Regions from separate parts of the Mus musculus genome. Here region 2 is linked to region 1. A link is a contact called in ENCODE Hi-C or POLR2A ChIA-PET data. All regions are on one chromosome and are shown on one strand. The core of a region is the stretch at or near the end of the contact, and the rest is flanking DNA. Distances in the headings are between cores, read along the strand shown.

The links. Hi-C counts contacts between places; a loop is a spot of excess contacts on that map. ChIA-PET counts read pairs that join two places held with the same protein, here RNA polymerase II (POLR2A).
Region 2: a loop to region 1 is called in a map of T-helper 17 cell, with 2.3 times the contacts of the local background. The contact joins the promoter of 2810414N06Rik here to the enhancer-like site in region 1. A Hi-C loop is called at or near these places in 1 of 37 maps with a recorded cell type or tissue (T-helper 17 cell). POLR2A ChIA-PET finds 5 or more read pairs at or near these places in 1 of 5 experiments (Patski).

Annotation. Positions count from the first base shown.
Region 1 is chr1:151,688,495-151,694,715 of GRCm38, reverse strand. Niban1 (niban apoptosis regulator 1) reads right to left here. Exons shown (of 14, transcript NM_022018.3): 6 at 5,082-5,197. Among named protein-coding and RNA genes, the nearest start is that of Gm41969, 45 kb to the left of the region's middle. Within about 2 kb of position 1,625, at least 1 of the 3 ENCODE cell types and tissues checked has a DNase peak (open chromatin) inside an H3K27ac peak, as active enhancers do.
Region 2 is chr1:151,751,142-151,756,966 of GRCm38, reverse strand. It overlaps 2810414N06Rik (RIKEN cDNA 2810414N06 gene), which reads left to right and starts at 1,949. Exons shown (of 2, transcript NR_151475.1): 1 at 1,949-2,124. It overlaps Edem3 (ER degradation enhancer, mannosidase alpha-like 3), which reads right to left and starts at 1,593. Exons shown (of 20, transcript NM_001039644.2): 1 at 1,240-1,593. The coding sequence starts at 1,400.

The DNA.
Region 1 (6,221 bases), core at 376-2,875:
AGATTGTACCTGCCTATAATCCCAAATACTTAAGAGGTTGAATCAGGGGGATCGAGCATCCCTGGGCCAGTGTGAGCTACATGGTGAGATCCTGTCTCAAAAACAAAACACAACCAAGACAAAGCTGCAGAATTGTGTTACGTGTTTTTAACACTTACGAACTTACATTGTTAAGCAACAGAAGATTTCATTGTTTCACTGTGTTTTAAAGGGGAGGGACATATGTCATTAATCAACATCTCCTAGGCTGGATTGCTGTGGGAGAGCTATTTTTGCCTTATACTTTAAGAGGACTATCTCTTGGCTCCCAGGAGAAGGGTTTCCTTCCAGGGACACACAGTCACCTGGGCTAATGCCTATGGCACTGTTTTTAAAAAGCCACTCTCTCACTCTGTTTTCTGTATTTAATGTCATTAAGCCCAGAGATCTGTTAGAACCTGACACCCCCCCCCCCCCCGTGCACCAGCCCCAAAAGCTGGCTACTGGTATGCCAATGTTCCAGCTGTGCCCTAAGGACAGAGTCCCTTAAGAGAGCAAGTGGCCCCTTTTCTCAGCTACACATCATCAGATAGATAATTCTGGCATTGCCCGGCTGCATCTGAAAGCCAAAGTCGGCTGGTGAAAATGTCTTCAGTAGCATGCCAACGGTGAAGTGCCAACCTTTACTCCAAACACTCCCCGCGGATAGAATGAAGACAACATTGTGTTTTACAGCAGCCTTCTCCTGCAGCCATGCACTGAAGAAGGCAGCTAGAAGGTTGTTAATGACCCATGTACTGGCTGGAATATCCTATCTATGAAAAGTATCATTAAGAAACCTGGACCCTGCTTAGGCAAACAATTTAAAGATAAATTAGCACCAAATACTATGAAACAAAGTGATGGGCTAGAGAGATGGCTCAGTGGTTAAGAGCACTGACTGCTCTTCCACAGGTCCTGAGTTCAAATCCCAGCAACCACATGGTGGCTCACAACCATCTGTAATCGGGTCTGATGCCACCTTCTGGTGTCTATGAAGACAGCTACAGTGTGCTTGTCATATGTAAAATGAATAAATAAATAAATAGAATCTTTAAATAAAAAAAAACAAAAAACAAAAAACAAAAAACAAAGTGACACTTGTGGGCTAAGCAGACTTAAAGGGACATGGAAAGTTTTCAGAGTACACTGTAGGAGTGTTCCCAAATCCATTCTAAAACTTTGTGCTGATCAATGCTCATGTTCCCTTGCATCTGAGCAGTAGTCTATCTACAGGTTCAGCGTAGTCCCCACCCTTCCTTCTCTGCTCTCAGGCGTGACTTGGGGTAGCTCTGCTGCTCTGATTCACTTAACCTGGGGTCTTCTGAGGATCACAGCTCAGCAGCAACAGCAGGCTGCAGACTGAGGTCTGCAACAAGGCAGGGGCACCGTCGAGAATGTCAGCAGGCAGCAGAGCAGACCGTCACTAGAGACATCGGGTCTGTGAAGCTGAAGTAATATTTATCCAAAACATCTGACCTCCTTCTCATAAAAGTTCAAATTATACTTCGGGCTACAAGGAAGCTCTCTCTGAGCTCACTGGTCAGCCACATCCGTGGAAACCCTCACAAGCTCACTGACCTTGGCCCTTCTCCAGGGCTCCATTATGGCAGGGTGTGACGCTCTAGCTGGACTGAACTGGAATGCTCTGAGGCTGGAAAGGACAAGCGGGCTGGGTCCCTGGTTCCCTGGGCTCCTGGGAAAGGAGCTGCTAGGCTCAGTACAGCTGAAGGGCTCCCATCTGCTACAATGTGGATCTACCTCAAGTGATGAAAATAACAGAGGCAAGATGTTCATAGGCCTTGAAAACTCGCAGATGGACTTGTGTTTCCTTTCTGAGTCACTCTCTGTGGACCATTAAGCGATGATGCCCCAGTACAGGGGAACGCCAGGGCCAAAAAGGGGGAGTGGGTGGGTATGGGGGACTTTTGGTATAGCATTGGAAATGTAAATGAGCTAAATACCTAATAAAAAATGGAAAAAAAATCACCGTTTTCTCAGGATCTCATAAGAAACTTGATGTAGGCAAACATATTGGAACTCAGCAGGTTCAGCCATTTGATTCAGTGAGTAATTAATCGTCCCCAGGTCACTCCTGCCCAGGTGAGTGAGTTTTTGCTGGAACCTATGCCCAAGACCTATCAAGTATGGTGTGAGGAGAGAGAGAGCTAAGACGGATGGAGACTAAAGCAAAGAAAAATGGGAAATGCTGTCCTGGTTGAAAAGCCTTGAAGTCAAGAGTCACAGTTCTGCTCATCTGTCCTTCTGCAGAGACTGGATTGATTTTGAGCATGAGTGTGAATAAATGTGAGAAGACCCAAATGTTACACACAAAGGCCAAAGAAAACCAACATCCCATCTGGGTGGGCTTGCAGTTTGCCTCTGCTCTTTCCCACATGACGTTCCAAGAAATTTGCTTCTATTTTACAGCTTGGGAACTTGAAAAGAAAATATGTCTGGGAAAGAAAGAGAGAGGGGGAAGAGAGGCTCCGAGGGGGGTGGGTAGGGGTTGGGAAGAGGCCCGAGGCTGGCAGAGCCTGGGGTACCATGCCATCTCATGCTAACACCACCTTCCTCATCCTCTTAATTCAGCTTCCTCCCATCCTGACACCGCTTCGTCCCTTGCCTGCCCACTCTGGGCGACCCACCATGGCCAGCTCTCCATAAGCAAGAGAGAAGCCTGTGGGCTTTTTGAGGGAAAGTAGCTAATCAAATTAATTAATTAATTAATTAATTAAATAAGAAGGTTCTATTAACTCCCCATCAAACAGAATTTACTGAGTTATACCATAAAGACCCTCAAACATCATTTTTATAATTTTGCATTTTAAAAAGGTGAGAAGAGATGGTGAGAAAATTTAACTGCTGGGCTGTGGAGTGAAGGATTTCCTCACACACATAAGAAACCAAAGATGTCATCAGATTGATCAAAATGAACAAACCAAGCAGGGTTTGGTGCTGCATATCTCATATATGATTAAGGAAACCGAGGGAGGTAAGGTAAGAGCTTGAAGCTAGCCTGAGCTACAAGCCAATACCTTAGGGCTAGCCTGAGCTACACGCTGAGACCCTGTCCCTCAAAACAACAACAAAACCCAAACCAACAGAGCACACTCACTGAAGTCACACTATGCCCTAAGGGCAGAGCACTGTGCTTCTTCTCAGACTAGAAGCTGTAAGAAGGGGTAAGACTGAGGAAGGGCCTGTAGTGGTGGCACACGCCGGTAGGATTTGCTGAAGGAGGCAGAAGCAGGAGGATCACGAGTTCGAGGCCAGCCTGGGCTACACATTTTAAGCCGGGTGGTGGTGGTGCACGCCTTTAATCCCAGCACTTGGGAGGCAGAGGCAGGTGGATTTCTGAGTTTGGGGCCAGCCTGGTCTACAGAGTGAGTTCCAGGACAGCCAGGGCTACACAGAGAAAACCTGTCTCAAAAAACCAAAAAAAAAAAAAAAAAAAAAAAGACTGAGGAAGGATGCCCCTCCCAAAGGCAGGCCCTGTGTCTGACTGGACCCTTGGCCCCGGGGCCCTGTGTTACTGAAACACTGTAGGTGAGTGTGTCTACCTAGGGCCCCATTCAAGATATCTTGAATAAAGACCAGTCTAGAAGGAATAGACAAGACCAAGGGAAGTTTTCTGGTCTTAGAACCAAGCAGCCTGGGAAGGACGAGATGTTCCCACCCGCCTGGTTAATTTAAAGGCAAATAAATACCTCATACCTGCAGCTACTTGACATTTTTGCAGATTTTTTTTTCTCATGAGTTCATCTGATAGTGCTCGTAGCTCATATTGACAAGTAGAAAATGCGTTGATGCTTTTACCAAGCATACAAACATTTTCACCTAAACAGCCTGCCAGGAAATTTATTCTGAGACACTGCTCTGCCTGGACCTCTGCCTAAAACAACCATCACCACGAAAGCTTGCCACACTCGTGTGAGTCATTACTACTAAGAGAGCAATATAAAAGGAGTCACTTAGCTCTTTTGCACTTTCTGTAGCACTTAGTGCATGTTAGCCCAAAGGATAAAGTAGACAGAAAGCATACACACACACACACACACACACACTGAAACACTCAACCCCACAAAAGTTCTACTAAATTCTTGTTTTCAGTGGAAAGAAATGTGAACTGACATACGATTAAGACTTTAAGTGAGGGACTGGAGAGATGGCTCAGTGGTTAGGAGCACTGGCTGATCCTCAAGGGGACCAGAGTTCAATTCACAATTCAAATACACAATTGTCAGTAACTCCCGCTCCAGGGAATCCAACGCTCTCACACAGACACACATGCAGGCAAAATACTAATACATTTAAAATAAAAATAAATTAAAGATTTTAAGTGGAGGAAAATACGAAGCAAGTGGCCTAGGCAGGAGATGAAATAACGTTGCTGACTGCATAAGTCACTTAGCTGTTCTGTGCCTCCCAGTTCCCTCGTGCACACTGTCCTTTCCACTCTGCAAGACTGCCAAGACACGCTTAGGGTTTGAACATTACACAATACCACACAGGAACATTTTAATACAGGTCTCTGTATTAAATATCTGTTAAATATTAAGTATGTTGTCTACTTGCTAGGCCAGGCAGTTTATTTCTGTTTCTTATGCTTTGGGTTTTCTTTGGTGCATTAAAGTATTGTAAATATTTCAACTTCTCAAAGTCTTAAATGGATCCACTTCCGCAAACTATCGGACACTAAGAATTGTTTGAAATTCTAAAGTGTTCTCGGGTTGGAAATATACAAGTACATGTGTGGACGTGTAAGAACACACTCGACACAGAGCCCTTTGGCTCATAACCAAAACAACAAAAGACACTCCTAGCATTGTAAACAAACTGCTCTCACAGACTTTGCGACCTAACTAAGCACTGTGGGCTGTCCTCCTGAAGGCCAGGGCTGGTAGTCTTCATGTGAACTATAGCTCATTGACTCAACGCTTTTAGACAGCTCAGGGAAATGCCTTGGAAACCACATCCTCTATTTGTGCAACTTTCATTATATGGCCTTGACCCCTGTCACACAGATGAGAGAGGATCCACAGCTCCGAGGCCCATAGTACCTGGACTTCATCCCCGGTGGTCATTTCCCATGAGCCGTAGTGACCCTTCTCCTGCCGGAAGAACTGCACAGCTTCTAAAAAGGCTTGGGCTTCAAATGTTGTCTGCTTCATGTAATCTAAAAGAAAGAAAAGGGGCACTTCATAAAGACATGTTATTTTGCATTCTTCTGTGGTTCTTCAAGTATGACGGGCCAATTCTCTATCATAAGGCACGAGAACACAGGACAGTAAGCAGGCAGTCTGGTAGGAGCTCATTTGTAAGTGTCTACCACAATGCTTACTCTCCCTCCAAGAATCCCATCACTTACTGAAGGAAGTGGTGGGGACCGTCATTACTTCCCCCTCTCTCCCCCTACACCTCCCTGTTTCTCCCTCCCTGCCTCGCCTCAAACTCTGTCCCTGGGCATCCAAGGACTGCATGCCACCAATAAGAAACCTCTCCTATGAGTCATCTGTTGTGATGCAGCTGAGCCCAAACTAAAGTCCAGTTTCTTTGTGAGCTGATGTCAGCCCTCTCTGTCAAAAGTAGCTAGTGTCTACATAGTCTGCTAATTCATGCGTATGAAAATGGCAATAGCTGGCACATAGCAAGATGCCGTTTATTTAAGGACATCACCCATTTCATTGAGAACTGACAGAAATTCCAGAGGGAAGTATCGTTATCACCTCATCTGACAGATGAGTCTGACAAGGTAGAGAAAGCAGAATTAACTGCCTATGGTCACACAGCTAGTGAGTGGAGGGTCCCGCTGAGAACTGGGTAGGTGTCTGACTCTGCATCCCACCTTGATGAGTTTGTTCCTGCATCTGAGAAATAACACATCACCAGAAAGGAGTGACTGTCTGTATAGTGGTGGGATTTAAGGTTTGGAGACGGCAGCTGGGGCTGAGGAACCTGCCTGGAATTCTGAAAGCCACATTGTGCGTCTTCCTGCCAGGTGGTAGTGGCACACACCTTTAATCCCAGCACTAAGGAGGTAGAGGCAGGCAGATCTCTGTGAGTTCCAGGCCAGCCTGACCTACAAAGCAAGTTCTAGGACAGCCAGGGCTGTTACACAGAGAGATCCTGTCTCGAACCCCTCCTACCCCGCAAAACCAAAACCAAAACCAAAACAAAACAAAACACAAAACCCCCAGAAC
Region 2 (5,825 bases), core at 700-3,199, 62 kb before region 1:
AATTTTGTTTGAATAGATAACACTTCATCTTCTTTTACTCACATTTTTATTTGCTCTGTGATTTAAAAATTAGTATAGTTCTTTTGCAATGGCGGAAGTAAAGAAGTATCTACGTCAGAACCTAATGGCTCCACCTCCCTTTGTGGGATAAGTTACCTGTTATTTTTTCCTGAGTTCAGGCAACTATTTTTTCTTATAAAATAATATGCTTTCTATTTATATATTAACCTACAACTTGCTTTAGTACAGAACTCTTTCTAAATGTATGACACCCCCCCCCAGCCTGTTCTGTTCTGTCAAAATGCACCCCTTTATACACTTATCTCTAATTGTGTCTTTACTTCTGTAGGATAGATTCTCCAGAGAAAGAAATGAATCAAAGAGCAAGCACAATTTAAAATTCTGGAGTTGGTGTCAATAAGTCACGTGGTTTACATCCCCACCAGTTTTCTCACCTCTTCACTAATCAGCAGTGCATTCTAGTGTTCTGTGCTAACCTACCAGACAAGCAAAACCCACCCACTTCACTGTTTTAATAAGCATCTTTCGCAGTCAACTCGCCGTGCTACTGACAGGCACACATTTCCTCTCCTCTCACTTAACTTCACGGTTTTGCCAAAATCCAGAGATTCTCCACTTCGTTCTTAGTCACTTGTGCCACTTCGGATGTATTCGAATTACTGGATTAAATGCTATAAATAGTGTTTTGGAACACTTTTAAGCCTCATAAAACTACTCTAAGGGGGTACACTTAATCGAGGCCTCTGAATAGCATCAAATCGCCTGCTCTAGCTCACAAGTGCCATTTAGGAAAGAAAACACAGCAAGGGGGATAGTGAAGTCTGAAAAGTTCAAGTTCCGGTGAACGCCCCTTTTCCTTTAACAGGTGTAAGCACCGCAACATTTTCCCGCTGGGAGCTCACTTGGGTGAGACATCCAACCCTGCCTCCGCCACCCAGGCGGTAGCCCCTCCACCAGCCCCTGACATGGCAGAGGCGCTGACACAACACTACATATGTCACAGGCTGCCCAGGAGACACTCGACAGCCCCCGAGGTCACATCCCGGGGATCAGCTCCCATCGTCCTGGACCCCGTCCACCGCACCGAGGTCCTCCAGCCTCACCAGCTGTTACAGTCACCACAGAAAAAGTCCACAGTGCGCCGGGGGCGCAATGACAGGCACCTCCACTGCTGGCAGCCGCGCGAGGAAACCCACCCGGACAGCCACGCACCCTTACCCAAGCTTCTGCTTCTCTTCCCTACTCATGGGCGCGGCCCCTGCCGTGCACACGGACGTGGCCAACACCAGACAGAGCGCGGCCGTCGCTGCCACCAGGCTCCATGACGCTCGCTGGGGGACCCGGCACCCACAGCCCCGGCAGCCGCCGGCTTTGCTCATGGCCCCGCGGTTCCGCGCACGCGCAGCTGCTACACCGGCACGGTGGGCCACATTGCGGGCTGCCGGCGGCGAGGAGGCTGCGAGCCGTGTCGAGGGCGGACTGTGGAGTGAGGCTGGCGGCCGCCGGCGCCAAACTGTTTGCCGAAGTCACCGAGCCGGTCCCCCAGCGCCAGCGCTGCCACCACCCTCCGCCCTCCACGGCTCGGAGCACCGCCCCCAGCTTTCCGGTGTCGTAGTCTAGGAAACCGCCTCTCCAAGGCTACTTCCGGGTAGAGCCGAAGTGAGATAGCCTCGGGACCAATGGAGACAGCCTCGGAGAGGGGCTGGCCGCAGCTACAGGACCTAGCATTGGCCCAGAGAAGCGGGACGTGGACAAAAGGCGGGACTGGGCAGGGAGCTGTCCCTTCGATCCACCTCCGACCCCAGGAGTTGCCACCTAGGAACTACTAGTCCCAAGGTGCACCGCTTCCTCCAGCTTGACTACAGACCTACGCGCAGGCGCCTTGCTAGATTTCTGCCTAGTAGCGCCCTGCGTTCTGGGACTTGTAGTCCTATTCTGTAAAGGCCACGCAGGTTCCAGGCGTTCTGTGTTCCGCAAGACCTTTGGCCAACCCTACCTCGTCGGTGGGCTGCCCAGTCCTTGAGACTCGTGAGTGCTTTGCCATTCTCTTCCTGAAGATTTTTTTTTTTTCCTGAGAGCTGACAGAATGAGACTTGCCCCCAGGTCGGTACCGAATGCCTGGGTGAACAGTGAAAATATTCTTCTGCCCTCGAGAAAATGACAACAAAACAAAACAAAACAAAAACTAGGAAATGAACAACAGCTAAATGACTCGAACCTTTGACGACCATGTGAGAGTTTTACTTTCATTAGCGCATATACACAACTCTAATATGTATATATCGTCCTTCTACTTTTGCACACGTAGCTTGAACTTTTGCACAAAGGCTTGGAAGAAGTTAGCAAACACTAATCTAACTCCTGAATTACTCCTCTAATTCAGTACCCCAGCAACTAAGCAGGACACTCAAAATGAAGGAGGCCAAGCAAAGCTAAGAACGTGATTAATAATAGTTATCTTAAAAGCCCATGAAGGAAAGAAGTGTACAATGCAAAAGTGATTTTTTTTTTTTAATTTAGTGAAGACTAGATGTTGTAATGAGTTGCAATGGCTGATTGGCAGGCTAACTGTGGGTAAAATGACAGGTGGGTTTCTCTTGCAAAAGCACATGTCTTTCTTTTGTGCCACTTCAGCAGGTGGCGGCAGAGTTGAGGAGCTTGGATGTGACCTCTGTGGCCACAGTAAATTTCGTATTTGTCCGTTCAGCAATATCGAGCTATCTGAAACCTCTTGCTTTTAATGCCTCACCACTTAAGTCTTATCTCTCTGACCATCCGGGTTACAAAATAACCTTTCTTCCTTCTCTCCTCTTTCAAAAACGCAGGTGTTTCCTGAAGGTTCTGTTTCGACTCCTTTGCTTCTTTGTACTCTCCGGGTTTCGCTTTAGTGATTTCTGACACGGATTAAGTCACCTTGTTGCTCGGATTGATTTCTAGATTTATATCTGTCCTGATCATTGGCCTTACATTCAATTTCCTTTCTGTCTGGTCCAAGAGAAACTCAAGTGTAAAATTATTTAATGCTTCAGACCTGTTTACTCACCCTCTTCTTTCCTAGTGTCCAACCAGTGGGTAAATCACCCAGATCCTTATCGCTACTATCTTTCAGACCATTGCCTTTCTAGTCCACATTTTCCTAGTTCCAGCTCTCATTATCTCTTTGCTGAACAGTTGCAACGTCCTAGTCTCCTCTACACTGCCACAGAGTAAGCTTCGATTTGCAAACCCTCTGAATTCCTCCTCCCTCTGCCTTCGATCTGCCCCTGCCCTCAAGTTCTATTCGACTACGAAGTAAATTCTCACACTCTTTTCCTTTCTTTATCTTTGCTCTTCTATCTCCTCTGTTATTCTGTAATCTTTGCCCCACGCCCACAAACCATTAAGACTTGGCTTAGATTCCATCACCACAAAACAGTTCTAAACCTTGCAGAAAGTGTTCAAACCACTCTCCTTCCTGTTCTTCCACAGTACTCTGTGTCTCTATTAGTGCATTTTTACATCCACTAGATTTTGATCGTTTGAGGGGTATTAACCAGCTTGTTTCTAAATAACCAGATTATTCTAAAAGGCCTAGTGCTGTGTCTCCCCCACTAGACATGTTCAAGAAGTGTTGATTTCTTATTCCTTCAGTTTCCTCACTATAAAGTGAGAATAATATGACCTTTCCCTGTAATCATATGAATACTGTACACATGAGCTCATTTCTGAATGATGTTTATCCCTTTTACAAACCTGCAATCCTGCATTGCTGCCATCCCGGATCCTTGTTGGCAGCCTTAATGACGAAGTTAGCTAAGTAAATAAATACCTTTGAGTTGGTGTGGATGTGGCATAGAGAACAGGACAAGCCAAAGTTCAACACCAATCAGCTAGTATTTGAAAACGAAGAACAAAGACAGTAGAAAAATACCTAATGACTTTCAGATGTATTTTCAAGTCAGTTATTTGAAGGAACTTATTGGCAATAACTAGGTTGATTTTAATATTATGATCGTTATCATTATTACTATTTATTATTAGACTTCTTGATGTTCTAATCATAAAGACTTCTGAGTCTTTGGGTCTCAATAAGACAGTAGTGATCTTGTTAAAGAAACAACGAACTGAAAAGGAAGTCCTGGCCTCAGTGTTTATCTTTCTGCATTTTTGCTTGTCTCCCAGCTAACACTGAAGTTTTAAAGGCTGTCATAAGTAGGCAGGACACCTTCCTTGTTGACTCCCTGAATAATAAGCGTCTTTTCCTCCCCACTGTGATTCAACTTCTAGCCAATAGTTGAGTCCATGTTTCACTAACCTCTGCAAAATCCGAAATAGGAAAATCTGGTGTGACCTAAAAGGAATTGGGAGTTAACATTTCTAAGCTGGAGATTCATATTCAGTATGGAAACACATTCACAAAAGTACATTTCAAAGTAGATCCCATTTTAACCCATTAATGGGAATAGGAATTATTAGCTAATTGCCAATTTATGGACTCCTGGGAAATTTTTCATTTGTTAGTTTTCAAACTTATACATGAGTAATCTTTTTAAATGATATGGAAGTTAATTTGGAGAGCTTGGAGTTGTACAGAAAAAAAAAAAAACCAATATTAGTGGAAAGCACCCAAGGGGAATAAGAGAGACGGGCTTTTTAAAGAATGTAAAACAGTTTTTTAGATGTGTAGAGCCCATTAAAATTAATAAGGGCAGTTTATAAAGTGGTGCCCTTTAACTGGCTAAGAGTTTGTTTACACAGCCTTGTATCTTACGCAAATATATATGTTCCCTTTCCTGCCTGGATGTGTCAGAGGCTACGAAGGATTGTGGGTAGAAAACATATGGACACCAGGGAGAGGCTCCACATCAGTTCTCTTAGGACTCAAGGAGAGTCCCGGGAGACTGAGAGCAGCTGAACGAGGCTGATCACAGAACAGCAGTTGCCCCTATAGTCTTTAATTCTACGGGTCTCGTATTCCTAAAATAGGATTTGGAAGTGGCTATTGTAGCATTCCTCAAATGACTTCCCATCCTTCTCCTTTCAATATTCCCATCAGTTGATAATGTGGAATTTACAGGACACTTTTCTTCTTGTGAACTCAAGTCTGTGTATTAAATCAAGGCAACGTTTATTCTGCATTTACATTCTGGGACTTTAAGGTTCCAGAAGGTATATTTTAGGAAAAGTACTGAGTAAATATTATGGGTTGTCTCCTGGAGTGGCTGACTGTCTCATCCAAACTCCAGAAAGGAATGAGGAATTCAGATGAGTCACTGTCACCAATGATTTGAGACCTTCAGAACACTTCAGATGGCTCTCACCACTTAGTTGACACCAAGTAAGGCTCCTGTATCATTTGTAATGATACAAGATGTATCATTTGCTCTTTTAGTATCATTTGTAATGACACAAAATGGAAACATTTGTTCTTTTAGTAGCCATTTTCCATGGCCTCTCTTTATCAGAGGTGAGGCCCAGTTTTCATTGCTCTTCCTTAGGGCTTATAGGCTCATTTTACACCACCCACATGGTTCTCACCGGTTTAGAGTAGCCACAGGTCTTAAGTCACAACTGGTCAATAGCTTCAGGCTCCTGCATCATAGAGGCCAAGAACAATAGTTCTGAGCCATTGCTCTACTATTTCTAGTTTTGTTCACATAAGCCAACTATTAAAATTCTTTGTGTCTCGGCATTTCTGCTTGTAAAATAAGGCTGAATTCACAGCACTTTGGGAAGTGCTCGTGACTTGGCATCTGTACTTTCTAGGGCTGCTGTGAAGATAACAAAATAATGTGTGTTCACAATATGTAGAAAAATTGAGAACA